Regions from separate parts of the Homo sapiens genome. Here region 1 is linked to region 2. A link is a loop called in an ENCODE intact Hi-C map of the cell type or tissue named here. Cell type or tissue: CD4-positive, alpha-beta T cell. All regions are shown on one strand. Links, peaks and the distances in the headings refer to the core of each region. The heading gives the core; the rest is flanking DNA. Region 1 overlaps ITGA6 (integrin subunit alpha 6). Region 2 overlaps SLC25A12 (solute carrier family 25 member 12).

Evidence for each region. A loop is a pair of places that touch in the nucleus more often than their neighbours do. Peaks named below come from ENCODE experiments on the same cell type or tissue, not always from the same donor. Only the 100,000 strongest peaks of a DNase experiment are listed, where the experiment ranks them.
Region 1: a loop joins it to region 2, with 17 times the contacts of the local background. A loop is called at or near these places in 6 of 110 quality-filtered maps.

The regions. Positions count from the first base shown.
Region 1 is chr2:172,473,819-172,490,389 of GRCh38, reverse strand. It overlaps ITGA6 (integrin subunit alpha 6), which reads right to left. Exons shown (of 26, transcript NM_000210.4): 6 at 16,125-16,335; 7 at 15,268-15,461; 8 at 14,705-14,793; 9 at 13,877-13,995; 10 at 10,651-10,749; 11 at 10,339-10,400; 12 at 5,448-5,608; 13 at 5,126-5,269; 14 at 3,252-3,367; 15 at 2,937-3,126; 16 at 2,760-2,843; 17 at 2,583-2,662; 18 at 2,352-2,429; 19 at 2,162-2,264; 1 more. It overlaps PDK1-AS1 (PDK1 and ITGA6 antisense RNA 1), which reads left to right. Exons shown (of 4, transcript NR_199657.1): 3 at 1,741-1,851. Among named protein-coding and RNA genes, the nearest start is that of ITGA6-AS1, 16 kb to the right of the region's middle. In CD4-positive, alpha-beta T cell, for the core only: a CTCF peak has its summit at 5,800; a DNase peak (open chromatin) is centred at 5,859.
Region 2 is chr2:171,799,831-171,815,528 of GRCh38, reverse strand. SLC25A12 (solute carrier family 25 member 12) reads left to right here. Exons shown (of 18, transcript NM_003705.5): 10 at 327-408; 11 at 2,032-2,190; 12 at 5,253-5,305; 13 at 5,843-5,923. Among named protein-coding and RNA genes, the nearest start is that of SLC25A12, 87 kb to the left of the region's middle. In CD4-positive, alpha-beta T cell, for the core only: CTCF peaks have their summits at 3,931 and 4,131 (motif pointing left); no DNase peak of the experiment used is centred there.

The sequences.
Region 1 (16,571 bases), core at 1,180-9,179, 670 kb before region 2:
CTTCATCAAACTGGAACACAAATGATAGGCCAGTTATCTAAGCATGGAGCAGTATAGAGAGAGGGGTTAACAGTACAGGCTTTGACATCAGGCAGAGCAGGGCTTGTATGTGGAATCTGTCTCTTAACGCCTGAGTGACTGAGAGAGTTACTTGCTCTCTGAATCTTAATGTCCTCATCTGTGAAATGGTGAGGATAATGAAACGCCCTCATAGGACCATCCAGAGAATGAAATGAGAAAATGAAAACAAAATGCTTAGCATAGTTCCTGAGACACAATGAGTACACAATAAATAATTACTATTTTAAAAATAAGCATAAAAAGCTTTCAAGGTTACTTGCTGAGATGCCATTATCTTTTCCAATGAGTTTGGTTCTACTTGGAGTGAACACTGGCTGGCCCCTGGATAACAGCAGCTACTATTACCCCAGGAGCATCCCCCAGTTCTCCTTATTATGTAACATACTGGGTCATGATGAAACATCAGAAAATACCATTTGCCTCAGCAAGCACTGAATGACTCTGCCTTATGTACTATAATGGTCATTAACCAGCAAAAATGCCTCAGCCTCCCTCAGTTACCCAACTAGAAAAGAGAAATTGTGACAACCAAAGAGAAAGTCAACCTGCCAGAATATGCCACTTTCCTAAGAACAGTAATGATTTTCCCCTAACAAGTTAGTTTCTCTAATTTGCATTTATGGAGACATTAGATAAATCTACCGACATACCGTTAGGTTCAGGGAGTTTATCTCCTTTTGTGGCTCACAAGTTACCTTTTCCAATCCTTTGGATTCTACTTTCACCAAATAAAGCAACCATTTCCCATTGCTAATTTCTTTTGGCCACTGAATGTTCAAGGTTGCTGTGCCGAGGTTTGTAAGAGGTTTACCTAAGTTTATTACCTGTTAGAAAATAATACATATTATCTCAGTCTAATCTTCTCAATGTAAATTTAAGTAGCAGCTCCTTTTACCAAGAGAAAGAAGCTAAAATATCTAACGTAATCCTATAATAAAAGCACAGGCTCCAAAAATGGACTATAGATAGGGCATTCAAAATAAAGACTTGTGCCTAAAGATTTTTGTAAATAAAAACAAAAAGGTCAAAGGACAACTGATAGCTAACTCGTTCTAGGAACAACTGCTGTATGCAACAGAATCAGCAGTGTAGATATACCATGTTCTCAACATACGCCCAGGGAAAATCATGTGTGAATTTGTGAACTGCCCTGTAACCACCCTGCTTGGCCAATGACAAGTCCTGGGCCAAGGCAGTGTACCAACAACCTGCTTCTGGAAAACCCCATCCACTGCAAAAATGAAGCTGCCTCTGTCCCAGAGGAGATTCTGCAAAACCATTATTAGGACAGCCATGAATCTGAGAGTCCAAGCTGGGAACAGAGTGACGTCCTGCGGCAGAAGCCAAACACAGGAGGTAAGAGCCCTCTTGGTGTCGAGACTGTTCCAGAACCCAAAGACTTCTTTTCCAGCTGCACCTGCATAGAGATCATAACCACCACCACCACCTGCCCCAGCTGTGTCTATAATGCTAAGAGACACACAGAGGAGAATTCAGCCTCTTCATTCTGCCGGAGTCAGGTGGGCCCATGCTTGCCATTTGAGGCTTTCACCACAGTGGTCACTATGCCTTCAGGAATGTGATTTCAGCCACACAGACCTAAACCCATGTGTGAGTTACGAACAGACTCTGTACCCTATGTTTATGTTTATTCAACAGGACAGAGAGTCACTGTGATTGCCTACTTTGAAATGGTTCAGAGCCAGTCACTGCCTTTCCTACAGGCATATACCAAATCTACATTCACCACAAAAACTGGGCTTGTGAAAGGTAGGCATACATTAATATTCTTTCAACCACAAGCAGTGAGAAAGATGACCTTATAAAGGAGGAAGGAATAAATCATAACGCATTCTAAACTGAACTGGATTCTGAACAGTGACAATTGTTCTCCATCCTGGAGGATAAAATTTTTACTATAAGCCAGTATGTTCTTTAAAAGCTGGCAAACTAATTTTTAACTCATGATTTACTTACAATGCTTATTAATATTGCTGATTTATTAAAATGACATACTCAAGACCATACCTAGTATATGTCAGCTTTTGGTATAATGAAAAGACCAACTGCTCCAACTTACCCTGAATTCATACTCTATTAAACTTCCCACTTCATCTTCAGATTTCATAGCTTGCTCGCCAACAACTGTACCTCCAAAATACACCTGGGAAGGTTTAGCAACTCTGTCAAATTAAAAAACACCAGTTTTAATGAGGATTGTAAATGGTTCTTTCAAACATTGATTTGTTATGCTAAACACAAACACTTACCCCGAGACCGATAAAAGCAGTTCAATAACCACTTTTGCTTTAGCTGTAATTGGAGCCAAATTATCTTGATTGCTTGTTCTGAAAATGAAAAGGAAACAATAGGGTTGTATTTTACCAGTCAGTTTTCTCACTACAATTAGACTTCTTTTATGAGGTAGATCAGGGCCAATTCATTGACTGCCCATATTTTCATGAAATAATTCTGAATGGAGAGGTTGATGTAACTCTTACGTTTCTAACTTCAGATTAATATCCAGATCTGGGGTGTCAAAGGTGACTTCAGTTGTACTTAAAACCAAATAAAAAGTGACCTAAAAAAACATAAATAGCTGTTAACACAGGCCATGCATACAGACACTGCAATGGTATTTAAAACAGTAAAATACAGTATATGAAGGCATCACCTACATTTGAATTTCTTTTAAAAGGATTTCCGAGCTCACAGTCAGCTTGCGAGCCATTCTGGTTGGCAACACAACTCAACTGTTTCTCCTGTAAAAGAAACACACGCTAGGTCACAATCCACTCATTTGCCACACAGTGTTGATTTTTTTCCCCTCTCAGCTGGTCTCTAACAATACTTACAGGGAAAGCCCTCAGTTCTCTATATGCAGAATAGGTTAAAGTGTCTGGAAACGTTGCAATCAGTTTAGCCTCATGGGCGTCATCGCCATCTTTTGTGGGATTCCTTGGGTTGGAAGGGCTGTTTGTCACTGTTATTTCTAAAGCAATATCCTTCTGATCTTTTAGAACTAGTTCTGGTACACCTTTTTGACTATTAAAAATAAGAAAACAAGAACAAAAAGGCAAAGTCCTCAATACGTTTCCAGTAAACTTTCTTAACACAAAGCCACCATGAAGCCAGAATCATTTTTGCTAGTGCTACACAACGATTCTTACATTGGTAAATAAGAAAATTTGTCTTGATTTCCTTCTCGGGTGCAAAATTTATATTCTAGTTTAAGGTTGCTGTTACATACATTGTCGTCTCCACATCCCTCTTTTAAGAAGTGAACCTGTAGGAAAACGAAAACTATTGTCAATTTACACCATTCAGGACTCAGGAAGGCATCGATGTAGGTGACTGGCTATTCCACACAGTTCATTTCCCTGTGTGACAATTACCAATGCAGAATTCAAGCTTTAAATGTACTTTGCCACACATCAAATTTCCATTCTGTCCTTTAGTAAAATTGTGTTTGAAGAACACTTTGACCAGGGCATGGAGGCAGTGTGGTATAGAAGAGTGTGACCCAGCAGCCACACAGATTTGGGTTTGAAACGCAGCTCTACCCCTTACTTAGCTAGCAAGTCACTTAACCTTTCAGAGTCCAAGTTTCATCATAGGTAACGTGGAGATACCACCATTCTAACTTTATAGGGCTACTATAAGAAGTATCAATAATAATGATGATACCAACGATTATAATACTCGATTTACATATCTTAACTCATTTAATCCTCACAACAGGCCTCTAAAAAGATACTATTATTATGATCTCCATTGTAGAGATGACGAAACAGAGAGCTTAAGGTCAGGTAAGCAAACAGCATACTAGCACCATGCCAATGGGTTCTTGATAATCACACCGATAAATAGAAAATCATCTCTAGCTATGGAGCTGGGAATGTACACAAGTAATATTAACATGATAATAATAAAAGTACATAAAAGTATACAGAAATATAAGGAACTATATTTGGTGACAAAAATGATTGACAATATGCAGATGTAAGCATCAGCTCCTGAGACAGTGAGGACTCACTTCTGCAAAGCTGCCTCAGTAAGGCACCAGTACCAGCAGCCCCATAGTGGACAGACACTCATCATCAATTAGTTGTTTTTTTTTTTTTTTTTTTTTGGAGATAGAGTCTTACTCTTTTTGCCCAGGCTGGAGTGCAGTGGTGCCATCTCGGCTCACTGCAACTCCACCTGCCGGGTTTAAGGCATTCTCCTGCCTCAGCCTCCTGAGTAGCTGTGATTATAGGCATGCTCCATCATACCCGCTAACTTTTGTATTTTCACTAGAGACGGGGTTTCACCATGTTGGCCAGGCTGGTCTCAAACTCCTAACCTCAAGTGACCTGCCCGCCTCGGCCTCCCGAAGTTCTGGGATTACAGGCATGAGCCACCACACCCGTTCATCATCAATTAGATTTTGAAAGCAAGAACATAATGCCAAATCAAGCTGTCATAGCTGCCCGGGCTAACCTTGCACCTTAACCATCCTAAACCCCTAGCAAACAGACCCCACCTCATATGAGGTATCCCACAGGCCATCTAATACACATTTTTCTTCCAAAGATGACTTAGGCTATATTAGGCACTAAATGACTACTGTATGCTAATAATACTTTTTTGCTTTGCTGAATTTTGATATTCCTTGATTTTAATGTTCTGACTAGCAACACACTGCTTTCTACATTTCAGTATTCTCAATGGTAAGTAAAACACAATGTATTTTTCTTTCTATGTACAGCTAAAGGAGAAACAGTGTTAGAATATAAGCTCTACCATTTATAGTCTCGATAGGTTATAATGGCCAAAAATGAAGAAGGAAAATACGCTCTGGCCCCAAATTGTATTTCATGTTTTTATGTTTATTGCTAATTTGGGAAACAAGTCTTCTCTAACTTTGCGTACATTAAAAACATATTAACACAAAAGAATGGCCTTTAAAGCAAATCACTAGTTCTATTCCCTTCAAAGACATTTGATTTAGCATCATAAATGGCAAAAAAACTTTGGCAAAATGAAAGTCAGAGAGACTTACATCAATATGAGCTGTCTTGGGTTCATCTGAATTCAGAATTGGAAGAACTTCTGGAAGTGAATTCACTCGCCTACGAGAGCTTGGCTCTTGGATCTCCACTGAGGCAGTTATGGGAATGGGACGCAGTTTATCTCTGATATTATCCTGCATGAAAAGCATGCAGTCAGAGTTAAGTGGGGTGTACATGCTATTGGGGAATTCCAAAACAATGATTTTGTATTGATTAAGAGGTTGCCAGAATAAATTTCAGAAATCTGTATATCACCATATAACCTTTTTCTGTCCTCTTCATAAAACAGATGTGACCATCTGCAGCCCTCACCTGTAGCCACAGGGTTTCCTCCATGCACACTTTCTGTTTCTGCCTCTTCAGAGTTAGTTCTTGAGTATATTTGGGCTCAGAACCTTGGTTTCGAAACTGAACTCTTGAGGATAGCCCAGATTTTCTTCTTTCTTTTTCAGCTTCAAGTGTGCCCACAATTGCTAGATAAAATTAAAATCATATTAACGTAAGTGCATTCATGCACAATCCAGCCACAAGCATGTTGAACTCCTTTTAAGATTTTAATTCCTTGTAGAAAACATTGCCATTGTTTCTCTTCATATTTCCTGGTAATATGCATTTGCACAATTGTGATGGTTCAAATCAAGCTGTCTTTTCCTTCCTTTTGCTGTTAACAATGTTTCAAAGTTAAATTTTCATTGTGCCACCTGGGGGAGCTCAAGAATAAGTTAAAACCTTTCAGCAGCAGCAGTTATTAAGAATCAGTTTCTGGCTGAAGTTCATGAACCCACAGAATACTAACGATAAGCAGAGGAACCCAACACTCCCCCGAGCACCTAAACTGATTTTCTCCCTTTAAACCAGTCAATGCTTATTCAAGTGGCCTCGTGCCTTTGCTATCTGGGAAAGATCTCTAGAACAGCAGCATCTCCTGAGGGCCTGTGAGGATGCAGAACCTCAGGCCCAGTCACACCTACGGAAGCAGAATCTGCTTTATTAATAACAGCATCACCAGATGATTCTTATACGTATTAAAGTTTTAAGAAGCACTGATAAAGGATAGTTGTCTAAACAGAGGAATAATATATTTTAGAGATGGAGAAGTCTTTCGACAGTAGGATGAGACCTTTACCTTAACAAATAAAAAAGAGGATGGGCACAGTGAATTCTGCCTGGCATCCCAGCACTCTGGGAGGCCAAGGTGGGTGGATCACCCGAAATCAGGAGTTTGAGACCAGCCTGACCAACATGGTGAAATCCTGTCTCTACTAAAAATACAAAAATTAGCTGGGCTTGGTGGCGCATGCCTGTAATCCCAGCTACTCGGGAGGCTGAGGCAGGAGAATCGCTTGAACCCAGGAGGCAGAGGTTACAGTGAGCTGAATTCATGCCATTGCACTCCAGCCTGGGCAACAAGAGCAAAACTTTCTCAAAAAAATAATAATAAAGATAAAAAAGAATTACAAGGTAAATTATATATTTTTGAGTGGATGGAGGGCCTGTCGGTCAGCATAATATAGCTCCCACAACCAAACTGCCTACCTTGCACTGGGCTAGAAGGCACAGCCTGTTCTTGATAACCTACACTAATGGAACCTGGAGGGAAGCTAGGATGTGGATGATCAGAATCTCATTTTTTTACTTCAGAACGCATTCTTTGTTGGTTCATTAGATGTGGCTGCTAACTTTGTTTTTCATGGGCCAATACTTAAATTACTTACATTCATTAAGCAGTCACTAACCATCAAAAGGGAAAGCAAACCAAAGTGTGCAGAGGGCTGGAGAAGGCAATCTCCAGGACAAAAATCTGCTACAGAAAACACAGAAAATGAATAACTCACATTCTAATATTCACTTTAGAGTTGGAAGAGACCTTTTCTGGGGAGGCTTGGGGTCATACTGAGAGGGACAGAAGCAGCACCAGCTTCTGAGTCTCTATCACAAACACAAAAGGCGATTGCTTTCTACAGGGTCTTAGATGCCCAGGTCTCACTTGCCTCCTAACCACCGCAGGAGTCACTCCTTCCCTCAGCCAGCTGTCTTTCCCTTCTTTTCCCTTCCACCTCCCAGCAGTGTTGGCCTGCTTGGCTAAGCCCTCCCTTCCCCTTCAGATTTCAGCTTGGACCTCACCTCCTCCAGGAAGCCTGTCCTGGCCTCTCTTCGCGATCCTAGAGTATTCCATCTCTCCAGTCTCTACATTTAAGCCCACTACGCTGTGATTTCCTGATTGTCTCCCACAGTGGGGCAAAGCCGAGGACAAGGATCACATCAGTCTTATTCCCCACCACAGTCCCCAGCAACTAGCACAACACCTGATAGACATATGATTTATGGAACAGATGAACAGAAGTGGCAGTAACTGGTTCCCCACTTGCACACACATGCGCACACACACGATGTGACATTCTTATGCTGAATGTGAGCTATTCAGAACAAAATTTAGAAACACTGACAGTTTCAATAGTAATTTTTGTGTCCATCTGGAGAATTCTTAAATGTCACAGCTGCCAAATGGAATGCTCCCCCATTTTAGGCCTCTGCAGCCTTGACATCATCCATTTATAAGTGACCTGCTAGCTTCACAATGAACCAGATAAAGGCTCACACGCTGAGTGCCCCTCACAGCAAAAGTGCCCCTCACAGCAAAAGTATGGGAGGTGTGGGTGCAGGAAAACCGTTTATCTGCCAAATTCACTCTAACCTTCCCTAACCCTCCAGACAGTCCACATCATCTTAAAATCTTTGCAGGCCACCTTTGCTAACTGCTTGAGGGGCAAGCCAAGTAGAACACTCATTACGGCTCAATTATAGATATCTATATGTATGGAACACCACATCTGAGGACTGCTGAGCTAAAATAGCCCAGTCAAACAATAAGCTCACATTCTTGGCTACTGGGAGAAGATTTTAGATGTATTAACTTATGTAGCTTTGTAGAAGTTCTGTCTTAGTTCATTTAGAATTTACTGTGGAAGTAAAAGCAATGAAAGCAAATGTTCTTTGAATGTCTTCAAAGGAAAGTTCCACCCATAAAAGGCCATCCATAAACACTTGGTTAATGGAGTAGCTACATAACATAAAAGTAATACACATGGCATCAAATGCTGTGCTACAGCTAGGAGAAAGTCTGTATTTTATATAGGTGATTAATTTGGGGGAAGTCAAGGAGTGCTCTGATGATATTTCACATCTACAGTCAAACTGAGAGTGGTTTGAAAAAATGGCCATCAGAACAGAATAAAAATGTTTCCCCTTTTTCTCTGGCTGCCTAGTCAAAGAATCACTGTTTTCTCCTTGTCTCTCTAATTCATTCCAAACACTGGCAAAGGGCCCATTATCCAAGTGGGCTAGTGTAAGGTATGGCATTTGGGTAAAAATAACACAAATGATACTGAAAGGATGATAGATCCTGAAGAGTCACAGTATACATTTTCTTGTCATTAAAAGCCACACAAAGAATTGCTTTCTACACTCGACAAAATGCCGGCTGCATCAAAAAGCAAAGCAAAAGGCCACAGCTCCCCCTGTGCACGAAGTCATAATCCATCCACTCTAAGAATGCTTCGTGCAAGGTCTGCAGGTCCCATGGAGAGACCACACAGCAGGAGACGACCCCACAGAAGGGGAGACGGAGAAACCACCTGCAGACAGCTCGAAATCTGGAAAGATGAAGGCTAACTGAGCTTATGACACTGAGAATCAGGTGAAGGGGGACTTAAAAAAAATTAAAGACAGTACATTTATTTAAACTGTCCCTTTTCATAATTCACTGAACTTTATCACAGGTCAGTATCTTCATTCTGTTGTCTTAGTGGATACATTCATTAGTGTTATATAAAACTTCATATAAAGTTAAAGAAGAATTAGAGTACAGCTAAGAACAGAGCTGTGACGTGTGAGAGGATTCACCATTGCAAACCCTAGTCCTTATGTGGCTATTTTTTCCTGTTTCAAGCAACAACTTTAGGTTATTTGAATTAGGTTATATTCTGGAATATTATAAGGGACATCTTTTTAAATAAAGAAAACTACTACTTTAGATAACAGGGAGAACACTTCAGAGGACTCATTACCTCATAGTATCGTAAAGGCTGACAACCATATGAAAGGACAGAATGACCTTGTTCTTCACAAAGTGTCCCTTGGTGGCAGATACAGTACACTAGAATCCCAAACTGCCAGGACCATGGCCGGACCCGGGTTGAGAATTTCCTCATTCTTTTCACTTCCTCTTTGCAGAAAAGATTTTCTTGGAATTCCTATGCCCCTGGCCTTGACTCTGGAGCCAGGGGTCAGGTGACTCACAGCTGAAGAAGTGTGGCTGCTATTAAAACATGCCAGAGGAGAGCTTACGACGGCCACTATTGTTAAGAGTATCATTAACGGTGTCAAAATTCTTGTCAAAAATCCTGTGTTGCCCCATAAATATATACACCTACTATGTATCCACAAAAATTTAAAAAAATCTTACTTTGAATTACAAAAAAAGGAAGCAGAACAGTATCTAATAAATGACAAAGTGCTTTTCATGTCTTCTCAGTTGATCTCCAGCACAACTGTATGCACTAATGACTACTAGGCATTGTTCTGAACGGACAGGAAAGCAAACTCATATGTTAAGGGACTTGCCCTGTGGGTCAGTCAGTATCAAAGCTGAAACCAGGAGCAGAGACCAGGTCTCTGACCTCTCAGGGCCGGCTTGCAAATTCCCTAGGGGCCTGCTCTTGGGAACACAGGGCGGGTGTTCCGGGAGGGAGGGGCGTGGGGAAGAGAAGGCAGCCTGGCAGTGACTCTGTGCTGTGCTCTGGCTCCTGCCGTTGCCCTTTCACAACCACCAGCCACCACCCACCACCTCACAACCACCAGCCACCACCCACCACCTCACAACCACAAAATCAATTTTCCACACTGCTTTTCAAAGACAGAAATGGAGGAAATGGTTGTGGTAGCAAATAAGTACTTTTCCAAGCCATTCTGTCCTAAACCATCTGCTCTGGAAAACTCAAATGGCGACCAAGTGGAGTTTTTTTCCTCCCTCACGGTGCTGTGCCCTCCTGATTAAAAGGGAGACAAAACATACACTTAATTCTTTACACCAGAATTGACAGACCCATGTTGGCCACTGCAGTTTTATTTTTCTGTGATTTATGCAGAACTTTCAACCTGGCAGACAGAAAGTAGACATATTTTAAAGGTACTAGGTACTTACATATTGAAGGATTATAACCAGCGGGGTTAGCAGTATATTCAAAACAGGATTTAACCTGGAGGCTGAATAAAATCAAACACATATTTCTTAAAAGATCCATTATTGCAGTGGAAAAAACCCAACATGTTCCCTAGCTCTCCAATCCCCCCAATGCCCATTGATGATCAACATGTTATAAAAACACTTGACAGACCCTCTTCCCTTTGCCCAGCACTCCTGTCATCTTCCCTGTGGCTCCTCAGGACAATAGAGTCATCATGAAGTGGAGGTGGGAAACTGAGGGGGATCCCACCAAGACAGAGGGATGCTCACCATATCCCACTAGGCGCCCCACACGCTGTTTTCTGGCGGAGGTCAATTCTGTTAGGAGTTACTGTGATGGTTTTCTGAATATTAATCACAGGCCGGGATCTGAAGACAAAAGGAGTGAAAAACAAGCTCAGCCTCTGTTACCTTGAATGTGAGTCTAATTCACATACTAGAGAGCATCCTTAGCTGCCCAGCACAGCTTAAAAACACAGGAAAAAAAATACACGTGACGTTTTCCCCCATTGCTGAAGAAAATAACTGTTAATAGATATAAATGTATACAATGCAGAGCCTCATTATACAATATTTGTTTAAAAACGTACACACTTATGAGTACATGTGCAACATGTGGGGGTTAAAGTAAATATTTTGTCTCCATTCCCACCCGAACACCCAAGTAGCCTTGTATGTTCTTCCAGACACGTCAGTTAAAATTATCTAAAATTAAATATTAAAATATATGTATAATTTCAACTAAATGGGAACTTAATTGCCATTGTTCTGTATGTGGCTTTTTCTCATCCATTTCAGAGGTCTTGTCCTGTATATACACATAGATCTAGTTCACTGTTTTTCACACCTGATGGCGTTACACTGTATCAGTGTAACATCCTTTATTTAACCAGTACCTAATCGGTAGACATTCACGTTGTTGAGCTTTCTGCTTTCACAAACATCATCTGTGCACACACTTGAGTTTATCTGTGGGATAAATTCCCAGCAGCAGAATTTTGGAGTCAAAGAATATGTGCATTTTTAATTACGAGTAGTCTTGCCAACATACCCTCTGGAAGAATTACACCAACAAACACCTAATACCTGAGATGCTCATGATCAGCGTGTCTACAGTATGTGAATTAATACAGGCAATCCTGAACTTGGGAGTCTCCATTGTACAAACACTTGCCCTTCTCTTCAGCCTCCCTCGGAGTCTCCCACCCACAACCTTCAGTCTTTGCCTTCCTATTGCCAGGATTGACAACTTTTCTACCCCCACGATATCTCTGCAAGCAAAAACTTAAACTTTTAAACTTCTTCCCATCTCTGCGCTGCCTACTGCAACCCCGCAAACACTTGAGAAGCTGGAATCCAATTCCACGCCCTACTCTGGTTCACCATCTGAAAACATCTTTTCGTATGTTTTGGCTGCCCTGCTCCCAGCAGCCACAGGGGTCTCCACGGGTCTGTGGCCCAACTGCTGCCACAGGCACAAGAAATGCAGGTATGCGGTGGGTTGAGGGGTATGAGTGGGTGAGGAGGCCCACCTCCATTGCTCCCCACCAGAACTCAGAATGGGGCCTGGGGTTTCATTACCACGTGGATTCAGTTAGGCTGACTCTGATGGGCTTGTGGTAAACCCAGCCATTCTGGAGAACAGTGTTTCTACAAGAAAATGCATTCCAAATCCCAAACAGCTAGCTCGAACTTCTGGAATCAATCTGTTGGTAGGCTAGAGCACAAGTCCATTCACAGTGAAGGTAGGGTCCAATAAAGGGTCAAATACTGCCCACATTCCCTGTTTTTCCATTTTCCTTTATTGTTTACCATTCTATTTTTATTTTACATTTAGACAGCTGCTAGGTTCTAAGATACTAACTAGATACATTCTTAAGTTTTGAGAGCATATTTAAAAGGCACAGTTGCCACAGATATAGTATTTTACATACTGTAGAATTTTAACAGACATTTCTGCCTAGAACATATTTTGTTTTTTAAACATACAACACACAATTTTGAGGGCAAAATATACATGAATTATGAAAACTGTGTCTTTTAACATAGAAAATAAGTCTTATTAGTTTGGCTGCCTCATGTTTAAAATTGGTGTTTATTTACTAACTACCCTGAAGTGCTAGTACAATTTAGTAGAAAAAATGCACAGGATTCAAGTCAGGAAGATTTAGGTGCTACATTCTGTCCTCTCAGGCTCCAGCCTTAAAAGCTCAAGCCAAGTCCTGGGCCTCAGTTTCCTCATTTGTAAAATAAGGGGAAGTTACTCCTCTTCTTATCAAAGGGTTGTTGAATTCTACTTTCACACTATCTGCAAGTAAAGAGGGAACAAGTGTACAGGGTTGACAGTCAACCTACTTATGAGGACAGGAAAGTAAGGATATTAAAATATCAGTTACACATAGACAGGGGCAAACATTTAACTGACTAAAGTTAAGTCATCTATTGTATTGACAAGGAGAGATAGCCCAAGATTAAATAAAAACCAGATTAGACAGCAGAAGTTACAGTGTAGCCTTTTGATGATACCCTAAAAGTAGAGAAATGCACACAAGTTTTGTGGAAGATGGGAATAATGTACTGGATTTTCTATAATTCTATATTATTAACTTTAAAAAAAATAAATCTGCTACTTTTTGAAAATTAAAAAACAAACCAAAAAAAGCCTCCAATTTTTAATGGTGATTTCCAGCAGTGATGAAAGCGCTGGTTAAAGGGAGACTCAAACACCACGGATGGGAAATGTCGCACCATTTTGGGAGGTCATCTTGGCGAAACCGAATCAAAAGTCTTGAAGCACATATATCAATTTCACATCCAGGAATTTATAATAAGGAAATAATCAAGGATATAAACAAAAGTAAGAATGTTTTCCACAGCTTTTTATATCATGGGAGCAAAAAAAAAAATTGCGAAGCAACGTAACCATCCAGTGAGAGCAAGGCAGTTGGTTAAATAAGCTCTGAACCTGTCAGAAGATGCCTCACAGACAGTTGTTAACTTCATTTTGGAAAAGTACTCAGTGACATAGGAAAAGTCTACTATGTATCCTAAAGAGACAAAAGCAGGTTACAAAATTATGCACAATTATGGTCTTAATTTTGTTAAATATACATGGTCCAATCACAGAAAATAAAATAGAAATCAAGATCTTGGAGTTTAATAATGCATGGTGAATTATAGGGGGTTTCCTTCTGTATGTTCTTTGTACTGTCACATTTTATATGTGTTTTGTTTTTTTCATCATCAAAATTAAGGTTTTAAAAATATATGAAGTAAAAATTCTAACTTGGATCTATGTTTTCCTCAGATACTTTAAAAGATTTTAGAAAATAGGTTGTTATTACATTGTTTACTAACTTCAAAAGAAAAAGAAATAGCTTCACAATTCATATAAACCTTTGAAGTATAGGTATGACAAATTTCAGTCCAAAAGGTCAACATTTTAGTATAACCTGATTATAGAACATGCTTAACACTAAAATCATAGATAACAGACCTGAAAATAGTTACTGAATCTGAGAGGGAACCAACAGCAACATCAGGGTAGGAATTTCGATCAAGGTCCATGTTTCCAGCAATTGAATATCCAAAATAAGGTGATATACCCTTGAGAACCTGAAATACACAGGGCATCCGAATGGACATTAGGTTATCACCATGAGCTTCTTAACAATGCTTTGAAAAAGACACACAAGTTTCTTTTGAACTGAAATTTGAGAGTTCACTTATAAGTAAATTATATTATATACAAGTCATAAATTTCTATATGATCTAACACTTCATACATTTCATTTCATAAAAGTCATCCGATTTACATAGTATCTCAAAGCAGAAAAGAGCCCATTTCTGATGAGCTTGTTTATTGTATTAAGTCAATCAGGCCATTTCAAACCAAATCTCCCTACCTTCCCTACAAGTCTTATTTTTCTCAAAAGACATTTTTAATTTTTGGTGTCTACATTCTCCATGTAGTTACAGTCATTTATTTTGTTTGACCAATTTCATCTCTATTTAGTATGCTACTAAAGAGAATATATCGTATTTCCTCTTATCTTAATGCCGTCAGGGTAGAATAACATTCATTTGCTTTGGATTACCTTGATTCCTAACTTATCTAAGAAATTTTACAATTAGAACAAGCAAGTCATTACATTTATATATTTATTTTGAAGGTATCTTCTAGTAATACATTTTTAAAAAATTTATACTATTGTGGACTTGTAAATAAAATAAGATTTGTGTGAAAAGTCACTTAAACCTAAATATTTTATTATAGGGCAAAAAGTTGAGACTCTAGCTGTAGAAATCCCGGTTATTTGGTTACCTGTGTTGGTTTGGTATTTATTCCATTTGCAGATCCATGATAGATAAAAACCTTTCCCAAGTCATCATACGGAGCTCCAACTGCAATATCTGTTGACAACATCACATTTTAACATTTTAACAAACGCTTTAGAAACACTCTAGTAAAATGTTTTAAAGTAAGATGACACAAGCACTATTATTTATTTGTTTGGCTTTTTCGGGGTTTTTTTTTGTTTTTTTTGAGATGGAGTTTCGCTCCTGTTGCCCAGGCTGGAGTGCAATGGCGCAATCTTGGCTCACCGCAACCACTGCCTCCCGGGTTCAAGCAATTCTCCTGCCTCAGCTTTCCAAAGCTGGGAGTAGCTGGTATTACAGGCATGTGCCACCACACCCAGTTAATTTGTATTTTTAGTTTCTCCATGTTGGTCAGGCTGGTCTCGAACTCCCGACCTCAGGTGATCCGCCCACCTCAGCCTCCCAAAGTGCTGGGATTACAGGCGTGAGCCACTGTGCCCAGCAGCGCTATTATTTAAACAATCAAATAATCTATAAATCATAGCCATTTCATAATCTATTATCTACCTGGGTAGCCATCTTGATTAATATCTCCAATATTTTTTACTGCAATGCCAAACATAGAATCTTTGGTTCCATTAAGACGAATTGGCTTCACATTATTCCATCTGCCTTGCTGGTTCATGTAGACATACACTGCACCTCCAACTTCTCCATCTCTATCAAAATACTGTGGGGCTCCAATAACTATATCTTGCCACCTAAAAACATAATGAGGGGAAAGAGCCGTGAACCAACAGCTAACATACCAGCAACACCAGTCTAGGTACTAAGGATACAAAGACATATAATAGAAAGGCCCTCAACTCCAGAATTTATGACTCAATTATAACATTTTTTAAAAACCAAGGTAGCCTATAATAAACGCCCCAAGAAAAATACTAAGGGTAAGAACTCAAAGCCAATTTCTCGAGTTAGAACCATAGTACAGCAGGACTCCCATTAAGACCTCACTGTTCTAACCCCCCCAACTGGCACCAACAGCCACATATCTGTTTTTTACTTTATCACCAATTCCTGTTTTCAACGGGAGCTGATGCTCCATCAGCCCCATATGAAACCACAGAACAGAATCATGCAAGTGTTTTCTGAGTCAATTTTTTTCAAATTTTAATTCTCATAGACTCATGATCCCAACATATAAGTAAAAACTGAAAATCAAAAATATAATCCTATACGCTGGGGAGGGATATGAATGTCTGTCTGCTGCCATCATAGAAATGATAAAGATAGGCTGGTAAAAATGCGGCAATAAAAATATTCTTTACGTCAATGAACCTGAAAGGACGGCTCTTCTCCAGTCGTATAGAAGCTAGTCAAAGCAGAAATGATTTGCAGCATAATATAACCTGAGGCTTTCTCACCCATCCTTGTTGAGGTCCACCACCGCCACATCATAGCCAAATGAAGAGGCCAGACCTTCTCCATCGAATATGTGCTCAGGGAGGAGATGTGCAGACTTCATGTCTCTCTTCAGCAAAACCACGGCTCCACTGTGATTGGCTCTGGGAGCACCAGATACAAAAGTGATCTCATCTTTAGAAACAATACCTTTCCCTGAGTCCAAAGAAAAACCTAGAAAAACAAAATATATAGAGCCCCTCACATCAATCCATATATTTTAGGCCTATGACATTGGTAACTCCATCATTACCTCTTCCTCTGGCTTCCCACCCCTCTCTCCTCTTGACCCTCCCACCAGCTATCACATTCGTAATATGAGTGACAGAGTTCAGATGTGACACAAGGACAAAGTCCTGGGGCTAGCTAATTTACTGCTTTCTATGGATATTAAGACTTTTAACTAAAAG
Region 2 (15,698 bases), core at 1-8,000:
TGTAAACTGATAGTGTATTCCCCCAACAGTAGCAGATAAATGAGGCATTAATAGGCTTGTAAAAATTGGGGTAAGTGGGAAGCTACTGTGTATTTGGCCTAACATGGTTTTTAAATGCTGACAATAGAGTTATCTATTTTTAAATACATTGCTTTCATTTTTGGCTGCATGAATATCCTATTTTCTTCTTTTAGAAAAGATATTACTGCATTAACAATATCACTTTTAGGTTTTGTTTTTTCTTGTCTTAAAATAGTCAAATTGTAGCTTTTTCACTTGCTGTGTGCGCTTTCAAGATTTTTTTTTACCCGTTTTCTTCTCTGCAGCAGTCTCCTGGGTTAGGCAGGCCTATCTGGCTCCAGATTGCCGAGTCTGCTTACAGATTCACTCTGGGCTCAGTTGCTGGAGGTGAGTGACATGTCTGTGTGCTGTTTGAGGCTTGTGTTAATGTAATATTATCTCACCAGACTGAGGCAGATCAGCAAAGGTGCAGTTCATTGTTCCCATGGGTCACGACTTCAGGGCTTTCTGAAGTGTTCTTTATTTTTACCTATGATCAGGAGACTTGTCGTAGCAATGGCTATGACCATCTGGCTCCAGTCTGTCTTCAGGACAGAACCTCTGTAATGATGTGAAAGTCTGGGATGCAGTGCTGCACTCACCTTAATTATACTGGCTAAGGCCAGTATGAAAAAATGGAAAATGAGACTGTGTTTATGGGACAGGTTAAGAAATTGAGATTCGCTATTATCCTTAGCAAACTAACGCAGGAACAGAAAACCAAATACCACATGTTCTCATTTATAAGTGGGAACTAAATAGGAGCTTATTATGAACACAAAGAAGGAAACAACAGACACTGGGGTCTACTTGTGGGGGAGGGTGGCAGGAAGGAGGGGAGCAGAAAAAATGACTGTTGGATGCTGGGATTAATACCTGGGCGATGAAATATGTACAACAAACGCCCGTGACACGTGTTTACCTATGTGACAAACCTTCATATATACCCCACACCTAAAATAAAACTAAAAAAAAAAAGAAAGAAATTGAGATTTGGGATATGAATCCCAGAACCTCGTGAAATAAAAGAGCCTCTCAAAGTGACCCAGTTTTGCTTTTCTGCTTGTATGTTTTCCTTTCCCTTATCGCTTGCTTAACAATATCTGGACTTGATGTTTATTTGCAAAAATGAACCTCCCTTCCCTCCCTGTTCACAGCCAAAATTTGAGAGACTGTTTTTGCTTAAATACTCTACTTAGAAAATGTGTACAATCTGAAGTTGCTTTGTTGAGAAGAAGCTAGCAGGTGTGATTAAAATGCTTACGATTTTTTAAGATAAGCCTGAACTCAAAAGACTTTTTTTTTTCTTTTCACTCTCAGTTTTAGAAGTTGCAAACCAGGTTTTGGCTTTCAGCAGTCAAAATGTGTAATACTCTCGTTCATGTAAATAAATTTTCATTCCCTGAGAAATTCTAAAGCATAGCCATATTTTCTTTTAAACCAAATTCTATACATAGGGATAGGATAATGTTGAAGTGTGTTTCTAATATTATGGTTGTAACTATGATTAATTTACCAAGATGCTTTATTAAACTAAATTTTAAAATCGTAGCCACCTAGTGTACGGATATAGTCATTTTAAGAAGTAACTGGCATAATATTTAAGCATTTAATGGAAAATATAAATAAATGTTATACATAATAGTTTAATGTTGTTACTATAGAAAACTGAGTGTTGATTATCTAATTTGGGAAGTGACTCGATAATCCACTCTGTAGTTTATGAACCTACGATATCAAAGAGCATTCTTGACAGTTGTTTTCTGAAGCAGCTGTATTTATGGATTTCAGTGCTTGCTATAGCCTGCTATCCCTAAGGTGTTTGTGAGGGAAAGAAAAATAATAAACTCTCTTTTGTGAGAATACATGTTGTGTTTTATTTTCTCATCCTTTAAGATAAGATTTGTCATCCTTATGGACTCTCCATTTAATTGTGTTCTTTTTTAAGCCTAAAAATTGTTCTGTTTGTAGCTGTGGGAGCCACTGCAGTGTATCCTATAGATCTGGTGAAGACCCGAATGCAAAACCAGCGTGGCTCTGGCTCTGTTGTTGGGGAGCTAATGTACAAAAACAGCTTTGACTGTTTTAAGAAAGTCTTGCGTTATGAGGGCTTCTTTGGACTCTACAGGGGTGAGTAAGCAAATCCCAGCTGCTGAAGTTAGTGATTTGATCTCACCAGCAGCAGATTTTAACTCACTAATTATGGAAGCCAATATGTAGTATGCCTAGCCAGACTAGGTCTGTTTCTCTCTTTTTATTTTCTCTTTGCTCATTTCCCTTTTTGCATTCTTTCTGGTGATTAGCAATATTAATCTGCAAATAAGGTCTTCATTTCTTCTTCTTGTGGTTTATATTTCTTGGTGTCCAAATTATGTGTTTGTCCCAACATGGGTCTATGTCACCATGCTCCTACAAACCAAGGCACATATCTGCAGGTGGAATACAAGGATGATAGTTAAGAAATATAGAGCTGCTTTTCTCAAAGAATTAAAGAGGAGAAATACATCTCTTTCCTGTGAAAAAGAATCCAGGTTACCACTCAAAGATGAGTTTACCCTCCATATATTTATTTCAACTGAAATAAATATCAAATGTTTTTGTCTCTTTCAGGGACCATTTATAAATTTTTTCCAATGAGCCATCTGAAGGTTTAAAAAAAAAAAAAAAAAGGAAAACCCTTTGGTTCCAAGTCTAATTCTTGCTTCTTTCCCCCACTTAGCTCAGAGGTGTACAGTCAAAACAGAGAGATTTTCTTTCGCAGGGAATGTTAGCAGCCACTCTAGACTGAGCACAGTGCAGTTGGCATCAGAGGCAGCACTGCGCCCCATGCAGAATTTTCCCCACCCCCCGTTGTCTTTGTAGGAACTTGTCTCTTTGGAGAGAGAATGACTTTCATGTATGTGTTTTCACATTAGAATATAGGGTTTCCTTTGGGAGGGAGATTAATTTTTTAATCTCTTTGGGCGCCACTTGGGATTCTATGAAAATACTCTCTACATGCTCAAGTCCATGCCATTTATGTAATTTACTGTACTTGTTTGTTTGCACATACAAGCTCATTAATCCCTAGCCTATTCTGAGCTCTGTTGAACTATTTGGCTTAGAAATCTTCCTAAGAAAGACTGGGCCCGAACAGAGCTTTATGCTCATGGACAGGAGGAAAAAAACACCGCTGGTTAGCATTATATACAGGTATTCAAGCAAAAAATATAACTCCGATAAACTCATAATTGAAGTAGAGGGTCACAAGGATGTTCATTTTTAGCATTATATATAGAATAATAGGAGAGAGTTATTCCGAAATCAAACTAGGCTCAAGTACCCTGCTCTTGAGAATGAATGTGATGAGTTTTCCTCAAATATTCAGAACTGTAGTCTCTTTGAATTCCACCTGTACAGCATGTACCCTGTGGAAAGGCGTACAATATCCAGAATGCAGACCTTTCCATGTGAATGCTTGTTTTAACTGATTAAACCCTGCATATCCAGATTTTATTTAATGGGGAATCAAGGTTGAGTGGCATTAAGGTTGTTTTTTTCCTTGATATCTCCAATATTTCTTTGTTGAATAATGACCTTTCTCCTCTTTGGTATACTTTTAAATTGCAAAGAAAATGTCCCCTATTAAAAGGAACCTAGATATTTACTGCATAGTTTAGCCTTCTCAATGGATAGATGCTTACAGAAGATTTCATTTGAGAGAGATGTCATGTTTATTAAATGGATGCAATATAGCAAGTAGGGGAGGGGATTGTTGGTTTTATTCAGGATGTAAGCTCATAAAAGCAGTTCTTTAAATGAGAGACTTTTGTATTAGGGAGAAGATTGTAGGAGTCCTGTATGTGAGCACTATGATTATTGAGATTGTCATATATTGCTTGCAACTGGTCCATTATTCTGTCAGATGATTGACAAAATTGTTGACAGATTAGCTAAATTTCTTCGCAGGCAACAATGATAAAATGACACAAATCAGTACTTTATTAAATTCCATGAGCCTTATTGAGGCGAGTTGTAAAACAAATATGCATGCTGACATGGTTGTATGGGAGTTAGATTAAAAGTAATAGAGCCTGATAATCACGAGGGTTAGAAAGTTAATACTGCCATCTGCTGATTTGTTCTTTTAAATCAGTCTGCTACGCATGAAAGGTGTGTGAGGCTTTGTGTGTATCATTGATAATTCAGCCTGACTGACAGTAGCCTATATGTATGATTACTTGTGGCTCTCAACTTATGGAACTCAGCAGTATCCTCAAAGCAGGCTTAAGATCAGCAGTCAGCAAGCAGGCAAACACATATATAACTCCCCTTTGGCTGGATGATTTAAAGGATATAAAATGTTTATTGTTAGCATCTTTAAAAAATGTATGCAAAAAAGTATGCTAACAATTTGGATAAGCTGTGTGCTTTAGAAAGCTGAGCCCAACAGATGTTGAATTGTTTATTTTTTTCTTTTCCAGTTTACAACCAGCCTGGGGAATTTAACTTTCTAAGGATTATGATTTCCTTTGTTTTGAGGGGATTCTTTTAAAATGTCTTAAGCTTGACATATATTAGTCAATAAGAATACAACAGGCATATGTTTTTGCTTATAGGAGATACTCGTTAAACAATACTTAAAACTGCATTTTTCTTTGCAGTTTTGGCTTCCTTTTAAATAAATGAATATTGAATGCTGTGTTTCTCTGAAGAGAAGATTATGGGAGTTAGTATTCTATAATAACGAAGCCACTGTATGCCATTATGTAGGTAGCAAAATCTGGGTATGCTTAACAGCATGCTTTTCAGAGCTTTTCCAAGTGTACAGTATCTGTGTATGTTTATATGTTGTTGGTTGTAATAAGGGAGGGAATTTGGTTACATTGTTATTGGCAGTGTTCCCAGAATAGAGAAGACGCATGGCTCCGTTTCTTCTTCATGGACTTTTTGGGAAGTGTTGGATAACTAGGCTTTAAAGTAAGCATGCTTAAGAAGAGGATTTATAGCCTCAAGAAAACGTGACATTATACTGCATTTGTAAATAATTATTACATATGTATACAGAGTTTTAAGGATAATCTTTTTCCCATTTTAATGAAAACTCTGCAATGTTTGATGGGTAAATAATATGGGGGAAACTCTTTGTTGCTGGGCTTGTGTATTCATGTCTGGTACAGCTATATTGCTGATGATTCTGTCCCTTTACCTAGGTCTGATACCACAACTTATAGGGGTTGCTCCAGAAAAGGCCATTAAACTGACTGTAAGTTTATCTCTAACTGAATTTATGTCATTTGTTTAGATTACCATTAAGCCAAAAAGCTAAAATCAAGGCTAGGCGTGGTAGCTCATGCCTATAATCTCAGCATTTTGGGTGGTGGGAGGATCACTTGAGACCAGTTCTAAACCAGCATAAGCATAGTAAGAACTCAGCTCTACCAAAACAACAACAACAACAACAAAATTAAAAATTAGCCAAGTGTGGTGATTTATGCCAGGAGGCTGATGTGGGAGGATTGCTTGAGTCCAGGAATTTGAGGCTGTAGTGAGCTATGATCATGCCACTGCACTCCAGCCTGAGCAACAGAGTGAGACCCTGTCTCAAAAACAAAACTAAAATTGATGCTGCTGACACTGGCACACTGTCGCAGAATTTGTACAACTTTAATTTTACATGTAAGCATTTGATAATTTTAAATTTTATCATAAGACAAATATTTTGCTGACTTGGAAAAGCAACAGTATGCCAGAAGAGAAATGGTTGGGAATTTTGGTTAACTGATGTTGTCTTTCTAATTAGGTTAATGATTTTGTTCGGGACAAATTTACCAGAAGAGATGGCTCTGTTCCACTTCCAGCAGAAGTTCTTGCTGGAGGCTGTGTAAGTATTACTGTTAGGCGCTTCTTGTGACAAATACATTCCGTTGACCTTTTTGCACAGATATAATAGATATCTTAGTGGCATTTCTCTTGAACTCAAGGGATTCTAAGCAGGTTTTCTCAATAATCATATGGAATAAGTTTTAAATTTTATTGTAAAAGCTAACGGGTTTTGAGTGTAGAAAAGAGGTAGCATTTTCCGCCAGTTAGAATGGTGATCATTAAAAAGTCAGGAAACAACAGATGCTGGAGAGGATGTGGAGAAATAGGAACCATTTTACACTGTTGGTGGGAGTGTGAATTAGTTCAACCATTGTGGAAGACAGTGTGGCAATTCCTCAAGGATCTAGAACTAGAAATACCATTTGACCCAGCAATCCCATTACTGAGTATATACCCAAAGGATTATAAATCATTCTACTATAAAGACACATGCACACATATGTTTATTGTGGCACTATTCACAATAGCAAAGACTTGGAACCAACCCAAATGCCCATCAGTGACAGACTGGATTAAGAAAATTTGGCACATATACACCATGGAATAATATGCAGCCATAAAAAAGGATGAGTTCCTGTCCTTTGCAGGGACATGGATGAAGCTGCAAACCATCATTCTCAGCAAACTGTCACAAGGACAGAAAACCAAACACCACATGTTCTCACTCATAGGTGGGAATTGAACAATGAGAACACCTGGACACAGGGCAGGGAGCATCACACACTGGGGCCTGTCATGGGGTTGGGGGTTGGGGGTTGGGGGAGAGATAGCAGTAGGAGAAATACCTAATGTAAATGATGAGTTGATGGGTGCAGCAAACCAACATGGCACATGTATACCTATGTATCAAACCTGCACATTGTGCACATGTACCCTAAAACTTAAAGTATAATAACAAAAAAAGAGGTGGCATTTTCATCAGCTCTATCTCTTTGATGCTCCTAAAGCATTACCTTCCAGACTTTTTTAAAAGTTCTAATTCCTATGCCTTTTAAGAAATAGAGTACAGAAAATATAGTAGTGGATAGAGTTACCATTCATATATGTTAACTGGAACTTTAAAACAAGTGTGAGATGGCTGATTAATTGGGCCCTTATATCTTAGGTATAGGACTGAGTAAGCCATTGTTTAATAATAATTTTTCTTCTTTAGAGGCCAGAGGGTATGGCAAACAATAATAACGGTAACTACATTTCAGCTATTGACAGAAATTCTGAACCAAGAGACTCAGATATTTACTTAGCGCACAAAGGTTTCTGTCTTTAAAGTGTAAGCATGACATGATTATTGGCAAACAATAATAACGGTAACTACATTTCAGCTATTGACAGAAATTCTGAACCAAGAGACTCAGATATTTACTTAGCGCACAAAGGTTTCTGTCTTTAAAGTGTAAGCATGACCAATTCTTAAATCTATTTGCAGCTCAACTAATTTCATTTGTGGTATTTGTTTCATATTTGATAACACATGGTTCGTTTCAGACTTGTTTAGTCCATTTTGTTCTTGGAAACATTAATAACTTCCAGTTGAATTGGCTGACAGTCTTGGCTAAAACTTCCTCAGTTGCTTGTGAAACCTGAAGTGATGAGGTCAGTGACCTTGGCAACATTTAATTCAGAGACACTGCCTCGGGGGTCAGAGAGAGAGAGAGGTTGCTCCAGATTCTCTTTGATATGTGTCAGTGTGGCACATACCTGAGTCCTCTGCAGAGTTGCTTTGGAAGAGGTGGACTGCTGTGTGGGTGTGTGTGTGCCTGTATGCATGCCCCAGCACATTCTCAGGAAGGAAATCTCTTTGGCTACATTTCTTTTTTAATGAAGAGTTAACAGTGGACATAGAATAAAACTTTTGCTTAGGTGGATCACCAAAAATGAAGTTTCTCTTCTTCCTTTATTCCAATTAGATTCTGTAATTGGTTCTTATCTAGAGAGCGAACCTTTGCCAATCATAAATATTCTTTTTCTTGGTCATTTTAAGTTTCTGTTTGGTTAAGAAGCTTTCTAACTCATTTTTATCACAGCACATGCATACCTTTGCCAGAAATATAAGTCATGCTCTTTCTGTTCCATGTAGCTAATTATTTGTTTCCGTTTGCAATATCCAGGTTTTTGGTCATGAAGCTGACCTGTTTCCATGTCTGACATGTGACCTAAGTGGTTAAACCAAAATAAGATGTTTAGTTCCTTTGTTCTTCCTAGCTACCGACCCTGTTTATAGGTTTGAACTTTAGGAATTTCTATTGAAGTCTGGGTTGCCTTGAGGGTTGTGCTGACACTCTAAATCTCTTCCTTAATCATGACTCATTTCTGGAGGCTTTGATGGATTGTCTAGTGGGAAATTGACAGCATGAAAAATAGTCAGGTTGGACTCTAGGCAGAATGATAAGGTTGTCTGCAGTTCTTCACCACAAACGTTTTCTGCTTCCCCCTTGCTCTAAATCTCTTCTTTCAGGGAAGAAGAAAAAAGTGCAATTATTGAGTTTCTACTGACAAATTCAGTTATGCTATGCTATAAATGATTGTTAAAACATAATTCACTGTTTCTCCCCAAAGTCTATAAATTTCAACAGAGAATAAAGTCTTAAAAAGAATGAGTCTCTCTTTATAGAATATCAGGCTGTATGGGACATAGGATACTCCATTTCCTAAATGATACCTGGCAAACAGCCACCAGATTAACACTGTGAAGAGTGGCTGTCTGTGAGCCTGACCCTGAGTCTTCATCATCCTGAGTAGTGGTGGTGATACGATGTACGGTGTCCTTATGGCTTTTGGCTGAGTGCTGTCAGTGCCACTAGTGAGAAGAATGCTGCTGTTCTTCCAAAAATTACCCAATTTTAAAGATGCACCTAATACATTAACCTATTGCAGGTTAATTAGGAAGAAATGGCTCAAATTGAGTTCTAGGCTTTTTTTCCCAGAGGAAGGATTAGCTAGGACCTAGGCCTTGAGTTCCCTATAGATGAGAGGGAAATTTTATTGCCATGGAAATGACAATATTCCCTTTTAGGAAAAATGGTGTGTGTTGACTAGATCATGAAGTGACCTAGAAGTGAAAATCTCTAGTCCTTGGGCATTATATATTTTGTTGTTGTTGTATGTTTTGTTTTATTATCTGGTTTGTTTTTGTTTTCGTTTTTGTTTTGAGATGGAGTTTTGCTCTTGTTATCCAGGCTGGAATGCAATGGCACGATCTCGGCCCACCGCAGCCTCCACCTCCCAGGTTAATGCGATTCTCCTGCCTCAGCCTCCCTAGTAGCTGAGATTACAGGCATGTGCCACTGCACCCGGCTAATTTTGTATTTTTAGTAGAGCTGGGGTTTCTCCATGTTAGGCTGGTCTCAAACTCCCGACCTCAGGTGATCCACCGGCCTCGGCCTCCCAAAGTGCTGGGATTACGGGCGTGAGCCACCACACCCGGTCTTTATGATCTGTTTTTAAAGGCATGTGATTTTTGTTTTTTTGTTTGTTTGTTTTTCTTCTTTTTTGAGACAGGATCTCAGTCTGTTGCCCAGGCTGGAGTGGCGTGGTGCGATCTCAGCTCACTGCAGCCTTGACAACTCCTGGGCTCAAGGGCTCCTCCCATCTCTCAGCCTCCCCAGTAGCTGGGACTACAGGTGCATGCCACCATCCTCTGCTAATTTTTGTATTTTTTGTAGAGATGGGGTTTCATCATGTTGCCCAGGCTGGTCTCGAATTCCTGGGCTCAAGCAACCCACCTGCCTTGGCCTCCTAGTTTTGGGATTACAGGTGTGAGTCACCAGGCTGGCCAAGGCCTGTGATTTTTGATACATGCAAAAGAATACAAACAATATAATTACAGAATAATAAAATGAGCATCCATGCTTCTAGCACCCAACTTAACTAAAACGTTACTACTATTGTTGATGATGATTATTGCTTTTGATGTAGCTTGAATCAGCTAATGAGGAATAGATACCTTTCTTACTGGGCTGAACATTTTATAGGGATTATCTCATTATTGTTCCCAACTAGAGTTGAAAAAACTAAAACCTTAGTGAAATCCAAATTTTGACTTAGTAAATATCAAAATTGTGGTTCAAACCACTTCTATCTCCAAATCCATATTCTTTCACACTTGATATAGGTTTTCATTTGTTCTTTCATATATTCACTTACTCATTGAATACCTGATATCTTTCATGCAAATTTTAAAAATACCACCTTTAGGCCGGGGGCGGTGGCTCACGCCTGTAATCCCAGTACTTTGGGAGGCCGAAGCAAGTGGATCACCTGAGGTCAGGAGTTCGAGACCAGCCTGGCCAACATAGTGAAACCCCGTCTCTACTGAAAATACAAAAAAATTAGCCAGGTGAAGTGGCGCGTTCCTACAGTCCCAGCTACTTGGGAGGCTGAGGTAGGAGAATCGCTTGAACCCAGGAGGTGGAGGTTGCAGTGAGCTGTGATCGTGCCACTGCACTCCAGCTTGGGCAACAGAGTGAGACTCTGTCTCAAAAAAAAAAAACAAAAAACAAAACAAAACAAAAAAACAGAAAAAATAACAGCTTTATTGAGATATACTTAACGTACCATACAACTCCCCCATTTAATGTGTATAATTCAGTGTTTTGTTGTGAAACCATCACCACAATCAATTTTAGAACATTTTTATCAACACAGAAAGAAATGCAGTACCTTTTAGCTATCACTTCTCAATCTTCCCATCCCATCCGTAAGATCTAGGCAACTGTATTGCCCAGGCAGGAGTGCAGTGGTGCGATCAAGGCTCACAGCAACCTTGAACTGCCGGCTCAGGCAATCCTCCCACCTCAGCTTCATGAGTAGCTAGGACTGCAGGTGTGTGCCACCACCCTCAGCTAATTTTTAAGTTTTTCATAGAGACAGGGTCTTACTTGGCCAGGCTGGCCTTGAGCTCCTGGCCTCAAGCAATCCTTCTGCCTCCTCCTCCCAAAGTACTAGAGTTACAGATACGAGCCACTGCACTTGGCCTCTAGGCAACTATTAATATACTTTCTGTTTTTACAAATTCACCAATTCTGAATATTTTATATAAATGGAGGCTGGGCGTGGTGGCTCATGCTTATAATTCCAGCACTTTGGGAGGCTGAGGTGTGTGGATCACTTGAGGTCAGGAGTTTGAGACCAGCCTGGCCAACATGGTGTGAAACCCCATCTTTATAAAAAATGCAAAAATTAGCCAGGCGTGGTGGCAGGTGCTTTTAATCCTGGCTACTTGGGAGGCTGAGGCAGGAGAATCACTTGAGCCTGGGAGGCGGAGGTTGCAATGAGCAGAGATTGTGCCCACTGCACTCCAGCCTGGGCAACAGAGAGAGACTCTGTCTCAAAATAAATAAATAAATAAATAAGGAATCATGATATGTGGCCTTTTGTAAGCATGACATTGTGCCTAACTTTTTTCACTTAGCGTGTTTTCAAGGTTCATCTGTGTTGTAGCATGTATCAGTACTTAATTCATTTTTATTGCTGAATATATGGATATACTACAGTTTGTTCATTCATTAGTTGATAAACATTTGAGTTGTTTCTACCTTTTGACTTATGAATAATGCTGCTATGAATATTGGTATATAAGGTTTTGCATGGACATGTTTTCATTTCTCTTGGGTATATACGTATGAGTGGAATTGGTGTGTCATATGACAACTGTAATTAGCATTTTCAGGACTGCCAGACTGTTTTTCAAAGTGGCTACATCCTTTTGCATCCCTACTAGTAGTGTGAAGCTTCTGATTTCTCTACATCTTTGCTAGTATGTGTGTGCGCGCGTGTGTGTGTGTGTGTGTGTGTATTTTTTTAAATAATGGTAGCGTCTCACTATGTTGCCCAAGCTGAGAGTGCAGTGACTGTTCACAGGTGTGAACATCACATGCTACAGCCTCGAACTCCTGGCCTCAAGTGATCTTCCTGCCCCATCCTCCTGAGTAGCTGGGACTACAGGCATGTGCCATCATGCACAGCTACTTTCCACATCTTTGATAACACTTCTTATTGTCTTTTTACTATAGCCATCTTACTGAGTGAAAAGTGATACCTTATTGTGGCCTAATGACTGACAATGTTGAGCATCTTTTTGTGTGCATATTGACCACTTGTATATCTTCTTTGAAAAAATGTCTATTCAGAATTTTTGCCTATTTTTAAATTGGATTGTTTTTTGGTTACAGAGTTCTTTGTATATTCTAGATATGAGTCCCTTTTCAGATATTTTTTATTTTCTTGATGATGTCTTTTGAAGAATTGGGCTTTAATGAAGTTCGTTTAATCTATTTTTTCTTTTGTTGTTTGTGCTTTTGGTGTTATATCTAAGAAGTCATTAATCCAAGATCATGAAAGATGTATGCCTTTTTTTTCTGGTATATAGAAATTGACTTTATATGTATGCCTCCTTTTTTCTTTTCAGAGTTTTATAGTTTTAGCTTTTACATCTAGGTCTTTTCCGATTTTTAAGCCTAAGTTTTTTAGGTTTTTTTTTTTTGCCTTGAACAGAGAGAGATATTACTAAATGTCAGTTTTGTTTTAGTTTTGATTGCTAATGTTTTGGTGTATTTCCTTCTAATGTTTTCATATACATGTGTACATGCTCTTATGCATAGACATATGTGTGCACATGTGTACACACACACACACACACACTTTTTAAAACCAGATGGAAGTTTTGTTGACTCTGACTTCCTGATTGGAAATGCAAGCAACTCTCACTTACTACAGGAAAGAGGGAGTCACAGTGGAATGTCTTATTTTAGAAGTAGTATATAACCTTTGGGAATAGTAGTATAAACAGATTGTGCATTTTCAGATTTTTATTTTTATTTTTATTTTTTCGAGACAGAGTCTCGCACTGTCGCCCAGGCTGGAGTGCAGTAGCGTGATCTTGGCTCACTGCAAGCTCCGCTTCCCGGGTTCACGCCATTCTCCTGCCTCAGCCTCCCGAGTAGTTGGGACTACAGGCACCCGCCACCAGGCCTGGCTAATTTTTTGTATTTTTAGTAGAGACGGGGTTTCACCGTGTTAGCCAGGATGGTCTCGATCTTCTGACCTCGTGATCCACCCACTTCAGCCTCCCAAAGTGCTGGGATTACAGGTGTGAGCCACAGTGCCTGGCCCATTTTCAGATTTTTAAATCTCATTGTGAACATTAACCAAACTTGTGTTTTGTATCTATATCAAAATCTTCTCAAACAAACTTACTCATTCAGAATTTATGATAACTTGGATGTGCTATCCCAACATGTTTTTTGTTTATTTGTTTGTAGTATCTATAAATTGAACTCTAGGTTAAATTGCCTGACCTTGGCTAGGTGTGGTGGCTCATGACTGTAACCTCCACACTTTGGAAGGCTGAGGTGGGAAGATGGCTTGAGCCTAGGAGTTCAAGGCCAGCTTGTGCAACATAGTGGGACCCCCCATCTCTACAAATAATAATAATTTTTTAAAATTGCTTGACCCTTTTTTAGGTGGAGATGGGGTAAGATTGTATGTGTGTGTATACAGTTGCTCAGTAAATATCTCTTATGAATGTTGAGTGTTGTATGAGTATTAAATATGTAACAGTAGGTTTTAAATAATTTTTCCTGTTATTCTCATAGGTAAACCATTCTTATCAGACCATATGTTTATTTTTCTATTAGAAAATTTCTGTCTTTCTGTACACACACACACACACACACACACACACACACACACACACACAGATCCAGATATTCCTCGACTTCCAATGAGGTTACATTGTAATAAACCTATCATGAGTTGGAAATTTTTAGGTCAACAGTGCACTTAATACACCTAACCTTCTGAATGTCATAGCTTAGCCTATCCTACCTAAAACATGCTCAGAACACTTATGTTAGCCTATAATTGGGCAAAATCATAAAACACAAAGCCTGTTTTATAATACAGTATTGGATATCTCATGTAATTTATTGAATACTGTACTGAAAGTGAAAAACAGGCTGTATGAGTACTTGAAGTATTGTTTCTACTGAATGCATATTGCTTTTGCACCATTGTAAAGTCAAAAAACCATAAGTTGTATCATTGTTAAGTTGGGGACCACCTGTATATATGTGTTTATATATAATATTTATATGTACAAATGTATGTTTATTCGAAGACACAAATATAATTGAATGTTTGATTATGATATCTATTGTGGGCAAAAATAGTACCTTAATGTCAACCTAGAATTTTCAAAGTACATTATTATGCATTATTGTCACCCTCTATAAAATAGGTAGATGAGAAACAGAAGTCCAAAAAGGCTAACTCTCTTACCCCAATTTACACAGCTAATATATGCTGGAGGTTTCATGTGAACCCAAGTATTCTGATTTTTTTAGACCAAGTCCTTTTATTCTATGATGTCCTTTTGGGGGAATCAAATCATTGATTGTGTCAAAATAAATCTAGATGACACTATTCAACTTTATAGTGACTTTCTTGCCTCTTTCCTTCCTTCCTTTAATAAGTGTATGAATATGACATATTTACATATTTGGTTTTTTAGGTATAATTAACATTTTTAAAAGGAACAGATTTTAGATATTCAGCTCAATGAGTTTTGACAGTTGTATACACCCATGTAATCACCACCTAAGATAATGAACATTTCACCCCAGAAAAGTCGTTCATGCGTCTTTCCATTCAGTCCCTTCTCCCTTACCCCATGCAACCACACTTCTGATTTCTGTCTGAAGTTTTGTTGTTCTTGGATTTCATGTAAATGGAGTGCACGAGATGCATTCTTTCATGGCTGGCTTCTTTTGTTTAACATGTTTTCAGAGAGTCATCCTTGTGTGGGTATCAGGTTTGTGTTTGTTTTAAATTTTGCTGAGTAGTATTTCATCGTACGAATTTACCACAATTTGTTTATCCATTTTTCTCTTGATGGATGTTTGGGTTTTTGTCTGTTACAAATAAGGTTGCTGTAAACATTCTTGTACAAATCTTTTTGTCAACCAATATTTTCATTTTTCTTGGGTATCTAAGAATAGAATAGAGTCGATGTATATTCAATTTAAAATAAACTGCCAGTTAGTTCTTAGAAGTGGATGGATCATTTTATAGTCTCCTAAGCAGTGTACAAGTATTCCAGTTGTTCCACATCTTCACTAATGTTTGATATCTGTAGTGTTTTTGATAGTAATCATTGTAGGTATGTGAAATAGTATCTTATTGTGGTTTAAATTTGCATTCTTCTGATTCCTAAAGATGTTGATTATCTTTTCATGTGTTTATTGGCTATTCGTATATGTGTGTGTGTGTGTGTGTGTGTGTGAAGTATCTGTTCAAGTCTTTTGCGTACATTTTATTAGGTTTCATATTTTTTACTAATTGTAAAAGTTGTTTATACATCATGGATACAGCCCTTTGTCAAACAGATGTGTTGTGGATATTTTTTTGCCAGTTTGTGACTTGTTTATTACTTTTATTAATGATGTTTATAGTAGTTTTTAAAGAAAAAGTAATTATGTAGTTTTTTGGATAGATCCAGAAACTTAAGGGAGAATAAATTTAAATATCTTTTCAAATTAACAAAGCAGAATATTAAAAAATCTAAATGGACTAACCTTTAGGTACTTTCTAATGGTCTCTTTGGTAAGTACCTGTTCTTTTTTAATTGTTAAACTCGAATCAGAGATTAGTGATAAACTTACCTAGCTGACTGCATTACCTCTTTCAGAGAGTATATACTCCTGAGTGGATGGAAGTCATGAAACTCAAAACTTATTACTCAGCAAAGTGCTAATGTTGCAGGTGAATTTTCACAA